Linked DNA regions of Homo sapiens: region 1 is linked to region 2. A link is a loop called in an ENCODE intact Hi-C map of the cell type or tissue named here. Cell type or tissue: Panc1. All regions are shown on one strand. Links, peaks and the distances in the headings refer to the core of each region. The heading gives the core; the rest is flanking DNA.

The links. A loop is a pair of places that touch in the nucleus more often than their neighbours do. Peaks named below come from ENCODE experiments on the same cell type or tissue, not always from the same donor. Only the 100,000 strongest peaks of a DNase experiment are listed, where the experiment ranks them.
Region 1: a loop joins it to region 2, with 23 times the contacts of the local background. A loop is called at or near these places in 2 of 110 quality-filtered maps.

What each region holds. Positions count from the first base shown.
Region 1 is chr21:14,060,501-14,070,451 of GRCh38, reverse strand. The region is part of intron 1 of LOC105377134 (a long non-coding RNA gene); the gene reads right to left. It also overlaps the pseudogene ANKRD20A18P. Among named protein-coding and RNA genes, the nearest start is that of LIPI, 150 kb to the left of the region's middle. In Panc1, for the core only: a CTCF peak has its summit at 6,775; no DNase peak of the experiment used is centred there; H3K4me3 peaks cover 1,772 bases; H3K27ac peaks cover 375 bases.
Region 2 is chr21:13,976,929-13,986,901 of GRCh38, reverse strand. It overlaps the pseudogene ANKRD20A11P. Among named protein-coding and RNA genes, the nearest start is that of LIPI, 230 kb to the left of the region's middle. In Panc1, for the core only: no CTCF peak of the experiment used is centred there; no DNase peak of the experiment used is centred there.

The DNA of each region.
Region 1 (9,951 bases), core at 1,952-9,951, 82 kb before region 2:
CCCACGGTCCTGGGATACCCTCCTGTCCTCCTCCTTGCCGCCCGAGGGATTGTTTTGGTTCCCTTGCCGCCCCACCTGCAAGGCCCCCTCTTTCCTCACCCACCCAGAGCTACCAGGGCTGCCCAGGGGTGAACAGCCGCCCTAGCCCTACGAGCCCTTTCTCTCACAATGTCACTAACAGCGTCGCTTGTCCCGACAAGGACATGGCCCGTGGCCAAGTGAGTGGGAGGAGCTGCTTTGCCCGGCGCTGCCACTAGAGCTGGCAGACTGATCCCAGGAGAGAGAGGCTGATGGACAGCCAGACACACCTCACCACCACCACGAGCAAACCCACACCCACAGACACACATGGGTGCATGCGCGCGGGCACACAGACACAGACACACACAGATACACAAAGATACAGCTTGAAGGAGAGCAAGGGAAAGAGGATGGAGAGATAGAAACTGAGGGAGAGAGACCACGATATAGAGAGAGACAGGAAGGAGAGAGAGAGAGTGACAGAAAGAGCATGAGATGGAGGGGAAATAAGAGAAATAGAGAGAGGGTGAGAGAGCTAGAGAGCCAGAGTGATAGAGCCTGGGAGAGGGAGCCCTCTGCTCTGGTAGACAGAGCTCCTTCCAGCAGGCTGGGGTAGGGTGGAGGGTGCTTGAGCCAGGCCAGAACAGGGGGGCAGGGCCGCCCATGCAAGAGGACCAACAGAACCCTGAGACGTATTTTTTCTTGGATTGGTTGGTTGCTTTGGGGGTGCTTTTATTATTATTATTATTATTACTATACTTTAAGTTTTAGGCATAAACTGGAAGAACAACAAACTAAGAGAAAAAAAAAAAACTATTCTTGGCATTTTCGCTCATTACCTAATTTCCAAGTGACCTGCATATTTCTGATTGCTCTCCTTTTCCCTTCCCATTTTCCCCTGTTAAGCCTTGTGCCACTGAGAGATGATACATCGGTTTTTCAGAAAATTAGCAGCAGCAACATATCCACTTATTGTAAGTTGCTTTAGTTTTGTTTGAGTTTTAAGATAAAGCCTATTTCCAGGGCATAATTTCTTTCCTGTGTTGTTTTACACTAACTGGGGGGGGGGGGGGGAGGAAAGAATAACCCTCCACAGAAAAAAAGTTGAAAAAGTTTTACCTTTAACAAATTCACAAATATTTTCCAAAGTGCATTTTATAAAGCCATACCCTTTAATGCTCCTTTAAAAGTATCAATATTTAAAATAAAATCTTAGACAATTATTTCAAAATAATTTGCATTTGCATTCAGGGAATGGTTGAGCTTCCAAATATAAAAAAATGACCCTTACCTATGTCAATGTTAAAACAAATATTTTGGGAAGAAAGTTGATTGATCTATACCTTGTCCAGTGCTTCAATATCTGCACCATTGAAAAGCAGTTTTTCTGCCAGTGAGGTGCTCTCACTATACACAGCATAATGGAGAGCAGTGTTGCCGTACATATCCTTAAGGTTTGGATTGGCGCTATGTTCCAGCAGAATAACAGCACAAGCCTCTTCCTGGCAATGGACAGCCTGTCCGTATTAGACCAAGAAATAGATTGTAAATTCCAAGAATTCAAAATACACATTCCACAGGTTTCACCAACTAGTTATATGTAAATGAGATCAATTTATTTTAATTCTATGTATGCAAATCAAATCCATGTCATGCTAAAAGAGTTGGCTCTAATATACCTGTATCAAAGGTGTTCTATTTTCTTTGTCACAGATATCAATCTGGCATTTTCTGTTAACCAGGAGAGTGACCACTTTCACATGGCCACTGGCACAGGCCAAATGTAGAGCAGTTCTATGAGAGTAAGAGGACTTTTCAGGAAACTGTAGTGCAACATCTCAAAACATACAATCATTCATGTAACTGTAAAAAATGAATAGCATGTTTTTCCTCTGCCTTCAAAACAAATACTTATTTTTTTTTTTTGAAGAAAGTACAATACTTACTAGCTCTGATTGCTCATTGCCTTAATGAAAACAGCAGCCTATTTGAATAGAAAGAGCTCAGTCTTTGGATTCAGTTCAATTAGGGTTTGAGTCCTACTTTAAACCCTGTCACTTACCAACTATTTCTTAGCCTTTCTGTGCCTCAACTTCCTCATTAATGAAGATGACAATAGTAGCTATCTCATAGGACACCATCGTGATGCTTAAATGAGAAGCTATGTATTTAGAATAGTTCCTACAACTCAATAATTGTAAGATTTTTGTTTTTGAGACAAGTCTCACTCTTTTGCCCAGGCTGGAGTGCAATGATGTAACTATAGCTCACTGCAGCCTGGAACTCCTGGGCTCAAGCGATCTTCCATCCCCAGCCTCCTGAGTAGCTGGGACTACAGATGTGCACCAGCATGCCCAGCTATTTAAAAATTTTTGTAGAGTAAGAATCTCACTTTGTTGCCCAGGATGGTCTCAAACTCCTGGCATCAAGCAATCCTCTCACCTCAGCCTCCCAAAGTTCTGGGATTACAGGTGTGAGTCACTGCACCCAGCCAGATATTATAATTGTTACTATTACTACTTAACAAAAACATTTTAATTAGGTAAAAGATACAATTACACCTACTTTGCAGGATGGCTTAAAGAGTAGGTCACATTTTAATACCTCTGACATTGGAATGCCACTTATATTATTATAACTATAATTGGTAGCACTTTAAAAATTATCTTATTGATATATAAAATAGCGGGGTATCACACAATCCATGAGACCTTACATTAAGTAGAATATGGTATACTCAGCAGGTCTAGGGCAGTTCTAGGCATATAACTGGCACTTAAATACATTTTAGTTCTTAAAGGTACTATGGGGAAAGAGCACTGAAATAACAATAATGCATTTTTTTAAAAAAATTAATTCCTTCATTTTCAAACAAATTGAAGCCAAAGGAAACTCATGATTCAAATGAATACACATGGCTCATTTTATTCAATACTTATAATACTTACAGAATATATGCAAATAACACTTTCCAATGATTAATATTAGTATTTAAGACTGATAAACTTTTCAAAGAGCAGTTAAAGGTTATCTTCTACTATTTTCTAAGTTCAGAAATGCTTTTGTTTGAAAGGTGGGAGATAAAGTTTCAAGGAGATTAAGTCCCAATATTCCTATATTAAATCTCTCAGCTTGTGCAGGCAGGGCAGGTAAACATGTAGTTTTTAAGGATAGAAGCGTCCTGAGAGATAGTAGAATATGTCTGCTACATAACAGGTACTCAGGTTATGTTTGATGAATAAATGGAATGAAAGAATGGATAAATACAGTTGGGGAGATCGATATTTTTAAATAAACTCCTATAAAGCAATATTTTTGCAATAGTATTTATATATTATTTTTATTTTTAAAGAATACAATTGAAATGAAATTATTAATCTATCATTGTTTGCATAAATTGAGTGAATATATAAGAAAACCATGTTCATAATAATATATACAGAAAATAAAATCTGGAAACAGATAAAAACATTCCCTTTTTACTTCTGAAGAGGCTAAAAGTTCAAAGAAGATAACAATACACAAAATAATGATAAAAATAGAAAGCGAGAAATTATTTTTAATATTGTAAGATTCATATTCCTCTCTTCCCAAGGATTATTCCTTTATTAATAAACTTTACTAGAAGCTTTGTACACGCTCACTGCAGCAATCACAGATAAGAAAAAGGAAAAGAACTTTACTTAAAATACAATTGCTCAGAAATTACAAATTTTATATTTTGTACATATTTTTTGCTAAAACAAGACCATAGTATATTTGTGTGTATGTATAATTTAACTGATTTTTTTTCCTCGCTAGCTATAACAAAATACATCTTCACACATCAATGTACTTCTGTATCTATTGCCACCTTCAACGGTCACATATTATTCCATCCTACGGATGCAACTGAAATTTATTTATAGGATCCATTCTATGGGTTCTTTTTAAAATAAGTGTTGCAAAAAATAAAGTGCATGTATCTTTATTTCCTAAGTGTGTTTTAGTATAATGGAATTGATGGGTAAAGGGCATACATATTTTTTAAATGTAGTACTTACCACCAAATTACCTATTTGAAAAGTAATCAGCAACTTAGACTTTAAGCAGGAGTGTAAAACATCCTCACAAATATTGTGGATAGAAAACTGTTTCATTCCTCTTTTATTTTAAATTCTTATACTAGAAATGTGAAGGACTTTTTCCTACGTACACAAGTAACTTGTAGATCTGGAAAAAAGTACTTTGCCCAGTTTTAGAGTTTTTGATGATTAGATTTGAAAGAATTCCCTGTAAAATGAAAATGTACTTTTCATCTAATGTGTATATATACATACAACTTTTCATCTAATGTGTATATACAACTGATATATATATTACAGATTATATCTGTAATAATATATATGGTATATGTATCAATAATATATATATCATACGATACATAATAAACAATATAGGCCGGGCACCGTAGCTCATGCCTGTAATCCCAGCACTTTGAGAGGCTGAGGCAGGCAGATCACTTGAGCTCAGGAGTTCGAGACCAGCCTGGCCAACATGGTGAAGCCCCTCTCTACTAAAAATACCAAAGTTAGCCAGGCATGCTGGCACCTGCCTGTAATCCCAGCTACTTGGGAGGCTGAGCGAAGAGAATTGCTTGAACCCGGGAGGCAGAGGTTGCAGTGAGCCAAGATTGTGCCATTGGACACCACCCTGGGCAAAGAAGTGAGACTCTGACTCAAAAAAAAAAAAAAAAAAAAAAAAAAAAAAAAAAAAATATATATATATATATATATATATATATATATATATATATATATAATGAATTCCCTATAAAATGAAAACATACATTTCATTTGAATATATATATAATATAGTTAATATTTTTCAAGTAAGTTCTCTTTTGTTGTTTTTTTTTTCTGAAACACAGGCAGTTTTAATTTTTAGTTTGCTAAATCAACCTTCAGAATGTCTGCTTATGAGGTCATTCTTAGGAAGGCTTTTGTCAACATAAAGTGTACCTGCAAAATAAGCGTTTGTGTTTTCTTCTGGTACTTTACTCATTTGCATATGTAAAAATTTCAATCTGTATTCCATCAGGAACTTTGTTTGTGACATAAAATTTCATTAGTTTTCTTCAAACAGCAGACTTTTTTTATTAATAATTCATCCTTTCCTACTCATCAATCCTTATGTATATCTTACATAATTTTAGTGTTTCTGGGTTGCCTATTCTGTTCCATGCGTTTATCTGTCTTTTCAGCTGTTAGTAAACAATTAATTGTAGAAATTAATAGCACATTTTGCTATCTAGAGGAGCAAGTGTTTTTTCACTCCATTATGAAATTTTTTAAAATGTCATCACAATAGCGAAAGACAGCAGGTGTCATACAAAAATCTTAAAACCTTGATATTTTCATTCGGTCTATGTAAAACTGATTAACACAGAAAGAGCTCACATGTTGGGAAAAATGTGCCTTCCCATTCAAGAACACAGAAGCCACCTCCCACTTCCAAGTTTCTCTCTAAGAACCTTCAGTAAAGAACCTACCTACACAGGGGGATACGGATGTAAAACGGACAGTTTTATCTGAGAACTTTTCGCCTACTGAAAATAACTCACGGTATTTTTGAGAGGGAAATGAGTTCTCTCATCAGGCACCTCCTATAATGTATATATACCATGTTTTAAACGTGTACGTTAAAAATAACAACACTGTATATGCTTAAATTTGTGAGTTAAATCACTCAAATTCTCCACCAACTGCTCCAGCCAGGGAATTATAAGGGATGGAAAACAGCTCAGGGTCCGTTTGGCTCCGCCGCTCAGAGGGTGCCCGGCGACCTCCAAGGCCCCCGTCCCAGGGGCTGCCGGAAAGCCGCGCCTGGGGACCCCCTCCCACCCCGGGCTGAGCCCCCGCTACCTTTGCTGCTTGTCCAGGGCGTCCAGGTCTCCGCTCCTGCGCGCCAGACAGCGCTCCACCTCCGTGGCGTCGCCCTTGACAGCCGCCTTGTGGATCTTCTGCAGTTCGGAGTGCCGGATTCGGTACCCGGAAGCCGTGTAGACGTGGTCTATGGAGTCCAGGACCATCTGGCCCCTGCGGCTCCCGAAGCCGAACAACTTCATGGTGGTGACTTCTCAGACCCCCAATCACCGGCTCTTGAGAGGGGGCAGCTCCCTGTCACCTTTTCACTACCACCCCCCGCCCCCGCCGACCCAGCCCCAAATCACCTATCCAACCCCAAATCCCCGATCCAACCCCCAATCCGAGATCCAACTCCCAATCCGCGATCCGATATCTATGATCTCCAAAATCCGCGATCCAGCCCGGTCCACTACAGCCTTCAGCAACGACACTCGCAGCCTCCGACCTCTCAGACCGAGTGAGCCTGGCAAAGCCGTTGGGCGCGCGCCTGCACCGCGGTGGCCGCCGGGCTCCCGGAAGTCGCTGGGAAGCGGCACGCGCTGGCAGGTGGGGGTGCAGCTGCGGGCAGGCGCCGCTGGGCTCGCCGGTTCTCCTGGGCTCGCCTGGGCAGCCCCAGAATCGCACGCGCTCAGCCAGCCCGGCCTGAGGAGGATGGCCTGTCTGGCCTTGCGGCCCGCCCTGCTTCTCCTCGGAAGGGAGATCGGGTGCTGGCAAGGGCACTTCGCGGCCACCAGAGTGTCCTTCAGGGCACCCCGATAGCGCCCCTAACCCGCCGCCAGCTGTTGGACCCGGGATGGCGCCCCTAACACCCTCCCCTCGCCGCTGCAGCGTAGAACCCAACAGCGCCCCCAACCCGTCCCCGCCTCAGACGTTGCAGCACCAGATAACTCCCCCAACCTGCCCCCTGCCGTGGGCCATGCAGCCACGGATTGGACCCGCAACCAACCCCCCTGCCGCGGGCAGCGACGCCCCAGAAAGCGCTGCAACCTGATCCCCGCCGTGAATAGTGCAGCCACGGATCCTTAAGGCCCCCAACCCGCTCCCCACGATGGGCAATGCAGTCCCAGATAGCGAAGAGCACCCCCAACCATACCCCAGCTGCGGGGTGTGATGCCCTGGATAGCGCACCCAACCCGCACCCCCCGTGGACGGCTTAGCCCCCGACAGCTCCCCTAACCCGTATGCCACTACCGAGAATATGGTCCCGATAGCGCACCAAACCTGACTCCCGCCACAGGCAGTGCAGCAGCTGATAGCTCCCCTAACTCGCTCCCACTGACCACAGTACAGCCCCCTAATGGTGCCCACAACCCATCACACCTGCCCACCCACCACTGGAGGGGTATCGCCCCCAAACTGTCCCTTGCCGCTGGCAGTGTAGCCAATAGCGCACCCAACGCCCCCCTCTATCATGAGCAGTCTGGCCCGCGATAGCGCCTGAAACCACCCCCTCCAATCACCTCCCTGTACCCCCCTTTCCCGCCCCACTCCACCTGCAGTGTATCACGGGATACTCCCCCTAACCTATCCCCTGCGGGGGGCACTGCAGCCCCAGATAGCGCCCCCAACAAGCCCCCCGCCGCAGGCGGTGCAGCCCCCATACCACCCCCCACCCCACTATGGGCAATGAAGCCAGACCAGTCAGCACCCAGACCAGTCCCCCCACCCCGGCGCCGCCGGCAGTGTAACCACAGTAGCGGCCCTAACCCGCCCCCTGTCGCGGGCAGTGTAGCACCCAATAGGGCCCCCAACCAGCCCTACTGCTGCTGGCAATACAGCCCAGGATAGTGCCCCCAACCTACCCCCCCCCCCGCTGCTGCGGGCAGCGCAGCCCGGGATAGCACACCTAAAGTAGTGACGCCCGGAATAACACCCCTAGCAGCCCCCGGCCGCGGGCAATGTAGCCCGGGATAGCGCATCTACCCCATCACCTTTCTACGCTCTGGCCGGCTGCAGTGTCCGCTGCTGCCACCCACAGCAGCGAGGCGAGCCAGCGAGGCCAGCCGCAGTCCCACAGACTCTAGCCTCCAGCCTGTGGTAGGTGCCTCCTCTTTCCCTTCCTGTATCCAGGCAAGGAACAGCTCTCGCTGCCAGTCGCCTGTCTCCATCACCACCACACACTATGCAGAGGCAAGCCCTGGTGCCACAGGATCCAGCCTCCAGCCCCCAGCGTGTGGCGGGGGACTCTGCTTTCGCCTTCTCTAAGGTGCGAACTGAGAGGCTGGGAACGCTGAGGTACAACAGCCTGCAATGGCGCAACTCCCCCTTAGCATGCTTTATATACTGAGGTTATGCAAGCCAGGTTCCTGGACTTTATGTTCTGATTGGATGAAAGAAAACCGCTAGGCCTGCTAGTTGGGGGCACTATCCCAGACTGTATTGCCGGCAGCAGTGAGGTGGGTTAAGGGTGCTATCCAGGGCTGCACTGCTCGGGGGTGCGGGTCGGGGGGGGGTTTGGGTTTAGGCACTATGGGGTGCTGCAATGCCCATGGTGCGGGAAGAGGGGGCAGTTTGGGTGTGCTGGGTGCGCTATCGGGGGGCTACACTGCTGGTGGCAGCGGGCAAGGTGGGTTGGGGGCCATATCAGGGGCTGCACTGATTGCTTTAGCTAGGATTTCCAGTACTATGTTACGTAACAGTGGTGACAGTGGGCATCCTTATCATGTTCCAGATCTTAGAGGAAAAGCTTTCCATTTTCCCCCATTCCATATGATTCTAGCTGTGAGTCTCTCTCATGTGGTTTTTATTATGTTGCAGTATGTTTCTTCTGTACCTGGTTTTTTGAGGACTTATAACATGAAGGAATGCTGAATTTCATCAAATGCTTTTTCAGTTTCAGTTGACATAATCATACTGTTTTGTCGTTTATTTGGTTGATATGATGTATCACATTGAGTGTTGAATGACCCTTGCATCCCAGGGATACATCCCACTTGATCCTGATGAATTATCTTTTTAATGTATTGCTGAATTTGATTTGCTGGTATTTTGTTGAGGATTTTTGCACCAATATTAGAGATACTGGCCTGTAGTTTCCTTCTTTGATGTCTTTGTCTGATTTTGGTATGAGGGTAATAATGGCCCCACAGAATAAGTTTGGAAGTATTCCCTGCTGTTTTTCAAAATAGTTTGAGTAGGATTGGTACTAGGTCTGTAAATGTGTGGTGTGAAGCCATCAGCAGTGAAGCCATCAGTTCCTGGATTTTCTTTACTGGGAGACTTTTTCTGATGGTTTCGATCTCATTACTTGTTACCAATCTGTTCTGGTCTTGGATGTTTTCACTGTTCAAACTAGGTAGGTTGTATGCGTCTAGGATTTCTACTAGGCTTTCCAATTTATTGGCATATAATAGCCAGTTAAGATCCTTTGAATTTCTGAAGTATCAGTTGTAATGTCTCCTATTTTATTTTTTGATTTTATTTATTTGAATCTTCTCTCTTTCTTCTTAGTCAGCCTGGCTAAAAGTTTGTCAGTTTTGTGTAGCTTTCCAGAAAACCAACTTTTTGTTTAATATTGTGTATTTTTTTAACTTCAATTTTATTTCTGCTATGATCTTTATTATTTCTTTTCTTATTTTGGGTTTAGTTTGTTCTTACTTTACTAGTTCTTTAAGATGTATGGTTTATTTGAAGTTTTTCTTCTGTTTGGATGGTAGGCACTTACAGCTATGAATCTCTTCCTTTGTACTGTTTTTGGCATATCATAAGTTTTGGTATATTGTGTCTTCATTACCATTTGTTTCATGAAATTTTTCAATTTCCATCTTAGTATCTTCATTGATACTAAGACTAGTCATTCATTCAGGAGCGTACTGTTTAACTTCCATGTGACTGTATGGTTTCCAAAATTACTCTTCTTATTGATACCTAGTTTTATTCTTTTGTAGTCAAAGAAGATGGCCATGGAGACAGCAGCGTGGTTGGAGTGGTAGCAGGCCGCCATCAGCAAGAGCTGCTCCCTGCCCAGCTGCTGGAGGCTAGAGCCTGCGGCCCAGTGGCTTGCCTCACTGTGGCTGGTGGTGGT
Region 2 (9,973 bases), core at 1-8,000:
TGGCAGGGCCAGGGTCTGGGACAGGGCCACGGCAGGGCCAGGGCCACAGCCAGGTCTGTGCTATAGCCAGGTACAAGACAGGGCTCAGGCAAGGCTAGGGTGAAGGCCAAGGTAGGGCCAGGGCAGGGTCAAAGCCAGGCTAGGGCCAAGGCAGGGCCAGGGCACGCAGGACAGGTCCATGAAAGCATAGGGCCAAGGCAGGGCCAGGCCAGTGCCAAGACCAGGGCAGGGACAGGGCCATGGCCATGGCCTGGGCAGGACCAGGTTCAGGGCAGGAGCAAAAGAAGGGCAAGGACAGTTCAGGTTCTTGGCACAGCCAGAGTCCAGGACAGGGTCAGGGTAGGGCCAAGGCAGGGTCTGGGCCATGGTAAGACCAGCGACAGGGCTGGGGCTAGGATAGTGACAGGGCCAGAGTCAGGGCAAGGACCAGAGCAGTGCAAGACCAGTGTAGGGCCAGTATTTCAGGGTCAGGACAGGGTCAGGGCCAGGGCAGAACCAGGGTAAGGTCTCAAGCCAGGAAGGGCCAGGGCCAGGACAGGTCCAGGGTCTGCGTTAGGGCACGAGCAGGGCCAGACCAGGGTAAGGGTCAGGGCCAGGGCCAGGGTAGGGACAGGGCAAGAAACACGGCAGGACCATGGGCAACACCAAGGCCAGAGCTGAGCCAGGGCTGAGTCAGGGCTGAGTCAGGGCAAGGCATGGTATGGCCAGTGCAGGACAGGACCAGAGCCGGTCCATAGAGAGAGCAGGGCCAATGCCAAGGCAGAGCCAGGCTGGTGCCAAAGCTGAGGCAGTGTCAGGGCATGTTCAGGGCGGGGCTGGGGCCAGAACCGAGCCAGGGCACGGCCAAGGCAGGGTAAGGCAGGGCAATGGCATGGCCGGGTCAGTGCCAGGACAAGGCAGAACAGGGCAAGGCAATGGTAGGGGCAGAGCAGGGACAGGCCAAAACAGGGTCTAGTCACTTCAGGGCCAGGGCCAGGGCCAGGGCCAGGGATATGGCAGGACAAAGGCCAGGGTCAGGGCCAGGTCTGGGCTAGGGCCAGGTCCAGAGCAGGCCGTAGCCAAGACGAGGGTGAGAGCCAAGGTAGGGCCAGGGCAGGGTCAAAGCCAGAGTAGGGTGAGGGCAGGGCCAGGGCAGGGTGATGACACAGCCAGAGCACGGCAGGGCAGGTTGGTGCCAAGACCAGGGGCAGACTACTGCCAGCTCAGGGCCAGGGAAAGGCCAGGGCCAGGACAGAACCAGGAAAGGGTCTGGGTCAGGGCCAGGAGCAAGGCAGAGCAGGGCCAGGGCCATGGCAGAGTCAGGGCAGGTCCTTGGCAGGATCAGGTTCCAGGCCAGGGCCAGGGCACAGGCAAGGGCAGGACCTGGATAAGGGCAGAGCCAGGGATATGGCAGGACCAGGATCAGGGCCAGGAGGCTGGGCCAGGACAGGACCAGAGCCAGGCCATAGCGAGGGCAGGGCAAAAGCCACGGCAAGGTCAGGGCAGGTCCAGGGAGCGGCCAGCGTCAGGCAGGGCCAGGGCACAACCAGGGCAGTGTAAGGCAGGGCAATGGCACCGCCGGGCCATGACAGGGCAAGGTCAGTGCCAGGAGAGGGCAGAACAGGCAGGGCCATGGTGGGGCCAGGGCAGGGACAGGCCAAGGCAGGGCTGGGACAAATCAGGGCCAGGACAGGACCAGGACCATGACCATTGGCAGGGCCAGTGCCATGGCAGGGCCAGGGTCAGGACAGGAGGCAGGGCCAGAGCCAAAGCTGGGTCAGCACAGATTCAGGGAAGGTCCAGGGCAGAGATGGAGCCAGGGCCTGAGCCAGGGAAGGGCAAGTGCAAGGGCAGGACCAGAGCAGGGACAGGGTAGCACAGGGCCAAGACAGGGCCAGGGTGGGACCAGAGCAGAGCAGGGCTGAGACAGTCCAGGTAATGGTAGGGCAGGTCCAGGGCAAGGCTGGGCAGGGCAGTACAGGGCCAGGTCCACAGCACGGGCAGGGCATAGCCAGGCCCATTGTGAATGCATCGGCCCTCCCTACAAGGCTCCTACCACCTGGCCACTGCTGCAACCTGGCCACTGCTGTAGGCCTGCCCCCACCCTGGCCGCAGCCGCCTGCCCTCCTACTGCTCCAGGATGCTGCAGTCTGCATTGCCACCACCAGCCCACAGAGAAGCGAGCTGTGGTGTTGCAGGCTCCAGGTGTCTCCTCCTCCTCCTGGCACGGAGCAGCTGGGAGGGCAAAGCCAGAAAATCCTAGAGGAAGATGCAAGGGGTGGTAGCGTCAGAGCCTCACTTTGTCATGCCAGCCACTGGGTGGCAGGGGCCAGTTTCAGTGAAGGCACTCACAGCCACCCTTCAAAGTCCAGCCTCTCCTTTTGGCCCAAGCTGGCCAGAAACCGGGACCTGGGGTGGGTGCTGGAGACACCACAGTGCCTGGCTCCTCACTCCACAGGAACTGCTGGGCCCACCTGGGCTGCACTCCTCGGGAAGCAGGAGCAGCAGAAACTCAGACCCAGCCAACCCTCTGCACCCAGGTGCCACTTCCTGTTCCGGATGCCTCCACATACAGGGCCCTGTCCTCAGTGGTGTCTGCTACTCCATACTGGGGGGTGCCAGGCAGTCTCTGTGGCACAGACTCAGAGTGCATGGGCCCAGGAACCACGGTGGGTATGGGGGCTCTGCCATGCTCAGGATTTCCACAGAAACACTGTGTGTCTGCCACGCTCCAGTATGAGCAAGAGTAGGTTGCCCTCTGGAGTGTGGAGTCCAGGGAGAGGAGAACCGCTCCTTCCTTGGATGCCACCACTGTCACTGCCAACTCTGCTGACCGTCACCAGCAGTGCAGCCCCCAACAGTACCCAACTTGCCCCCCTCCATGGCTAATCCTGCCCTCAATAGCGCCCCCCACCTCCACTCCCCCAACGCCACCAGCAGCGTATACCCGATAGTGCCCTAACCTGTCCTCCTCTATGGGAATTGCAGTCCCAGAGAGCACCCATAACATGGTCCCCACCATGGGCAGTGCAGCCCCATATAATGCTACCAACCAGTACCCCCAGTGCAGGCAGTGACACCCTAGATAGTGCCCCCAACCCACCCCACAGTGTGAAAAGTGCAGCCCCGATGGCCCCTATCCTATCACTCTGGTCATGCTGCAGTCTCTGTCACCACCACCACCAACCACAGTGAGGCAAGCCACTGGGCCACAGGCTCTAGCCTCCAGCAGCCTGGCACGGAGCAGCTCTTGCTGATGGCTGCCTGCTACCACTCCGACCACGCTGCTGTCTCCATGGCCATCTTCTTTGACTACAAAAGAATAAAACTAGGTATCAATAAGAAGAAGAATTTTGGAAACCATACAGTCACATGGAAGTTAAATAATACACTCCTGAATGAATGACTAGTGGGTCAATGAAGATATAAGATGGAAATTGAAAAATTTCATGAAACAAATGGTAATGAAGACACAATATACCAAAACTTATGATATGCCAAAAACAGTACAAAGGCAGAGTTTCATAGCTATAAGTGCCTACCATCCAAACAGAAGAAAAACTTCAAATAAACCATACATCTTAAAGAACTAGTAAAGTAAGAACAAACTAAACCCAAAATAAGAAAAGAAATAATAAAGATCATAGCAGAAATAAAGTTGAAATTAAAAAAATACACAAAATTAAACAAAAAGTTGGTTTTCTGGAAAGCTACACAAAACTGACAAACTTTTAGCCAGGCTGCCTAAGAAAAAAGAGAGAAGATTCAAATAAATAAAATCAAAAAATAAAATAGGAGACATTACAACTGATACTTCAGAAATTCAAAGGATCTTAACTGGCTATTATATGCCAATAAATTAGAAAGCCTAGTAGAAATCCTAGACGCATACAACCTACCTAGTTTGAACAGTGAAAACATCCAAGACCAGAACAGATCGGTAACAAGTAATGAGATCGAAGCCATCAGAAAAAGTCTCCCAGTAAAAAAAAGCCCAGGAACCAATGGCTTCACTGCTGATGGTTTCACACCACACATTTACAGACCTAGTACCAATCCTACTCAAACTATTTTGAAAAACAGCAGGGAATACTTCCAAACTTATTCTGTGGGGCCATTATTACCCTCATACCAAAATCAGACAAAGACATCAAAGAAGGAAACTACAGGCCAGTATCTCTAATATTGGTGCAAACATCCTCAACAAAATACCAGCAAATCAAATTCAGCAATACATTAAAAAGATAATTCATCAGGATCAAGTAGGATGTATCCCTGGGATGCAAGGGTCATTCAACACTCAATGTGATACATCATATCAACCAAATAAACGACAAAACAGTATGATTATGTCAACTGAAACTGAAAAAGCATTTGATGAAATTCAGCATTCCTTCATGTTATAAATCCTCAAAAAACCAAGTACAGAAGAAACATAACTGCAACATAATAAAAACCACAAGAGAGAGACTCACAGCTAGAATCATATGGAATGGGGGAAAATGGAAAGCTTTTCCTCTAAGATCTGGAACATGATAAGGATGCCCACTGTCACCACTGTTACTTAACATAGTATTGGAAATCCTAGCTAAAGCAATCAGTGCAGCCCCTGATATGGTCCCCAACCAACCCCGCCCCCTGCCACCAGCAGTGTAGCCCCCCCACCCCATAGCGCACCCAACACACCCAAACTTCCCCCTCTTCCTGCACCGTGGGCATTGCAGCACCCCATAGTGCCTAAACCCAAACCCCCCCCACCCGCACCCCCGAGCAGTGCAGCCCTGGATAGCACCCTTAACCCACCTCACTGCTGCCGGCAATACAGTCTGGGATAGTGCCCCCAACTAGCAGGCCTAGCGGTTTTCTCTCATCCAATCAGAACATGAAGTCCAGGAACCTGGCTTGCATAACCTCAGTATATAAAGCATGCTAAGGGGGAGTTGCGCCATTGCAGGCTGTTGTGCCTCAGCGTTCCCAACCCCTCCGTTCGCACCTTAAAGAAGGCGAAAGCGGAGTCCCCCGCCACACGCTGGGGCTGGAGGCTGGATCCTGTGGCACCAGGGCTTGCCTCTGCATAGTGTGTGGCGGTGATGGAGACAGGCGGCTGGCAGCGAGAGCTGCTCCTTGCCTGGATACAGGAAGGGAAAGAGGAGGCACCTACCACAGGCTGGAGGCTAGAGTCTGTGGGACTGCGGCTGGCCTCGCTGGCTCGCCTCGCTGCTGTGGGTGGCAGCAGCGGACACTGCAGCCGGCCAGAGCGTAGAAAGGCGATTGGGTAGGTGCGCTATCCGGGGCTACATTGCCCGCGGCCGGGGGCCGGTAGGGGTGTTATTCCGGGCGTCACTACTTTAGGTGTGCTATCCCGGGCTGCGCTGCCTGCAGCAGCGGGGGGGGGGGGGGGCAGGTTGGGGGCACTATCCTGGGCTGTACTGCCAGCAGCAGTAGGGCTGGTTGGGGGCCCTATTGGGTGCTACACTGCCCGCGACAGGGGGCGGGTTAGGGCCGCTACTGTGGTTACACTGCCGGCGGCGCCGGGGTGGGGGGACTGGTCGGGGTGCTGACTGGTCTGGCTTCATTGCCCATAGTGGGGTGGGGGGGTGGTTTGGGGGCTGCACCGCCCGCGGCGGGGGACTTGTTGGGGGCGCTATCTGGGGCTGCAATGCCCCCCGCAGGGGATAGGTTAGGGGCAGTATCCGGTGGTACACTGCAGGTGGGGGGGGGGCGGGAAAGGGGGGTACAGGGAGGTGATTGGAGGGGGTGGTTTCAGGCCCTATCGCGGGCCAGACTACTCATGATAGAGGGGGGCGTTGGGTGCGCTATTGGGGGCTACACTGCCAGCGGCAAGGGGCAGTTTGGGGGCGATACCCCACCGGTGGCAGGTGGGGAGGTGTGGTGGGTTGTGTGCATCATTAGGGGGCTGTACTGTGGTCAGTGGGAGCGAGTTAGGGGAGCTATCAGCTGCTGCACTGCCTGTGGCGGGAGTCAGGTTTGGTGCGCTATCGGGACCATATTCTCGGTAGTGGCATACGGGTTAGGGGAGCTGTCGGGGGCTAAGCTGTCCACGGGGCGGGGGGTGCGGGTTGGGTGCGCTATCCAGGGCATCATACCCCGCGGCTGGGGGATGGTTGGGAGTGCTATCCGCTATCTGGGAGGGCACTGCCCATCGTGGGGAGCGGGTTGGGGGCCTTAAGGATCCGTGGCTGCACTATTCACGGCGGGGATCAGGTTGCAGCGCTTTCTGGGGCGTCACTGCCAGCGGCGAGGGAGTTGGTTGGGGGTCCAATCCGTGGCTGCATGGCCCACGGCAGGGGGCAGGTTGGGGGAGTTATCTGGTGCTGCAACGTCTGAGGCGGGGACGGGTTCGGGACGCTATTGGGTTTCTACACTGCAGCGGCGAGGGGAGGGTGTTAGGGGCGCCATCCCGGGTCCAATAGCTGGCGGCGGGTTAGGGGCGCTATCAGGGGGTGCCCTGCAGGTGGCGGCAGAGGTTTCAGCAACACCAGTGGCCTACAAAGAAGGAGCCTTCCTCCTCTCCCCAGACTCCAGACTCTAGAGGGCGACCTCCTCCTGCTCCTGCTCCTGGAGCGCAGCCAGCGCACAGCGTTTCCGCAGGAATCTTGAGAATGGCAAGGCCCGCACACCCGCGGTGGTTCCCAGGCCCGCCCCCTCTCGCAGCTGCAGCCCCACCTGCCAGTGCGTGCCGCCTCCGAGCGACTTCCGGGAGCCGGGCGGCCACCGCGGTGCAGGCGCGCGCCCAAAGGCTTTGCGAGGCTCACTCGGTCTGAGAGGTCGGAGGCTGCGAGTGTCGCTGCTGAAGGCTGTGGTGGACCGGGCTGGATCGCGGATTTTGGATTAGATAATAGATTTGGGATCGCCGATTGGGGGTTGGATTGCGGATTTGGGGTTGGATAGGGGATTTGGGGCTGGGTCGGCGGGGGCAGGGGCGGGGAGGTGAAAAGGTGACAGGGAGCTGCCTCCTCTCAAGAGCAGTTGGTTGGGAGTCTGAGAAGTCACCACCATGAAGTTGTTCGGCTTCAGGAGCCACAGGGGCCAGACGGTCCTGGGCACCATAGACCACCTGTACACGGGTTCCGGGTACCGAATCCGGTACTCGGAACTGCAGAAGATCCACAAGGCAGCTGTCAAGGGCGACGCCGCGGAGATGGAGCGCTGTCTGGCGCGCAGGAGCGGAGACCTGGACGCCCTGGACAAGCAGCACAGGTAGCGGGGGCTCAGCCCGGGGTGGCAGGGGGTCCCCAGGTCCGGCTTTCCGGCAGCCCCTGGGACGGGGGCCTTGGAGGTCGCCGGGCACCCTCTGAGCGGCGGAGCCAAACGGACCCTCAGCTGTTTTCCATCCCTCATAATTCCCTGGCTGGAGCAGTTGGTGGAGAATTTGAGTGATTTAACTCACAAAGTTAAGCATATAGTGTTGTTAATTTTAACGTACACGTTTAAAACATGGTTTATATACATTATAGGAGGTGCCTAATGAGAGAACTCATTCCCCTGTCAAAAATACCGTGAGTTATTTTCAGTAGGCGAAAAGTTCTCAGATAAAACTGTCCGTTTTACATCCGTATCCCCCTGTGTAGGTAGGTTCTTTACTGAAGGTTCTTAGAGAGAAACTTGGAAGTGGGAGGTGGCTTCTGTGTTCTTGAATGGGAAGGCACATTTTCCTCAAAATGTGAGCTCTTTCTGTGTTAATCAGTTTTACATAGACCGAATGAAAATATCAAGGTTTTAAGATTTTTGTATTACACCTCCTGTCTTTCGCTATTGTGATGACATTTTAAAAAATTTCATAATGGAGTGAAAAAACACTTGCTCCTCTAGATATCAAAATGTGCTATTAATTTCTACAATTAATTGTTTACTAACAGCTGAAAAGACAAACGCATAGAACAGAATAGGCAACCCAGAAACACTGAAATTATGTAAGATATACGTAAGGATTAATGAGTACGAAAGGATGAATTATTAACGAAAAAATGTCTGCTGTTTGAAGAAAACTAATGAAATTTTATGTCACAAACATGAGTTCCTGATGGAATACAGATTGAAATTTTTACATATGAAAATGAGTAAAGTACCGGAAGAAAACACAAACGCTTATTTTACAGGTACACTTTATGTTGACAAAAGCCTTCCTAAGAATGACCTCATAAGCAGGCATTCTGAAGGTTGATTTAGCAAACTAAAAATTAAAACTGCCTGTGTTTCAGAAAAAAAATAACAAAAGAGAGCTTACTTGAAAAATATTAACTATATTATATATATATATTCAGATGAAAAGTGTGTTTTCATTTTAGAGGGAATTCATTATATTCTTTTTCTTCTTTTTTTTTTTTTTTTTTTTTTGAGTCAGAGTCTCACTTCTTTGCCCAGGCTGGTGTCCAATGGCACAATCTTGGCTCACTGCAACCGCTGCCTCCCGGGTTCAAGCAATTCTCCTCGCTCAGCCTCCCAAGTAGCTGGGGTTACAGGCAGGTGCCAGCATGCCTGGCTAATTTTTCTATTTTTAGTAGAGAGGGGTTTCACCATGTTGGCCAGGCTGGTCTTGAACTCCTGAGCTCAAGTGATCTGCCTGCCTCGGCTTCCCAAAGTGCTTGGATTACAGGCATGAGCTACCGTCCCCAGCCTATATTGTTTATTATATATCATATGATATATATATTGCTGATACATATACCATATATATTATTACAGATATAATCTGTTATATATATATCAGTTATATATACACATTAGATGAAAAGTTGTATGTATATATACACATTAGATGAAAAGTACATTTTCATTTTACAGGGAATTCTTTCAAATCTAATCATCAAAAACTTTAAAATTGGGCAAAGTACTTTTTTCCAGATCTGCAAGTTATTTGTGTACATAGCAAAAAGTCCTTCGCATTTCTGGTATAAGAATTTAAATTAAAAGAGGAATGAAACAGTTTTCTATCCACAATATTTGTGAGGATGTTTTATACTCCTGTTTAAAGTTTAAGTTGCTGATTACTTTTCAAATAGGTAATTTGGTGGTAAGTACTACATTTAAAAAATATGTATGCCCTTTACCCATCAATTCCATTATACTAAAACACCCTTAGTAAATAAAGATACATGCACTTTATTTTTCACAGCACTTATTTTAAAAAGAACCCATAGAATGGATCCTATAAATAAATTTCAGTTGCATCCATAAGATGGAATAATATGTGACCATTGAAGGTGGCAATAGATACAGAAGTATATTGATGTGCGAAAATGTATTTTGTTATAGCTAGTGAGGAAAAAAATCAATTAAATTATACATACACACAAACATACTATGGTCTTGTTTTAGCAAAAAATATGTACAAAATATAAAATTTGTAATTTCTGAGCATTTGTATTTTAAGTAAAGTTCTTTTCCTTTTTCTTATCTGTGATTGCTGCAGTGAGCATGTACAAAACTTCTAGTAAAGTTTATTAATAAAGGAATAATCCTCAGGAAGAGAGGAATATGAATCTTACATTATTAAAAATAATTTCTCACTTTCTATTTTTATCATTATTGTGTGTATTGTTATCTTCTTTGAACTTTTAGCCTCTTCAGAAGTAAAAAGGGAATGTTTTTATCTGTTTCCAGATTTTATTACCTATATATTTTATTATGTACATATGTTTTTCTTATATATTCATTCAATTTATGCAAACAATGATAGATTAATAATTTCATTTTAATTGTATTCTTTAAAAATAAAAATAATATATAAATACTATTGCAAAAATATTGCTTTATAGGAGTTTATTTAAAAATATCGATCTCCCCAACTGTATTTATCCATTCTTTCATTCCATTTATTCATCAAACATAACCTGAGTACCTGTTATGTAGCAGACATATTCTACTATCTCTCAGGACGCTTCTATCCTTAAAAACTACATGTTTACCTGCCCTGCCTGCACAAGCTGAGAGATTTAATATAGGAATATTGGGACTTAATCTCCTTGAAACT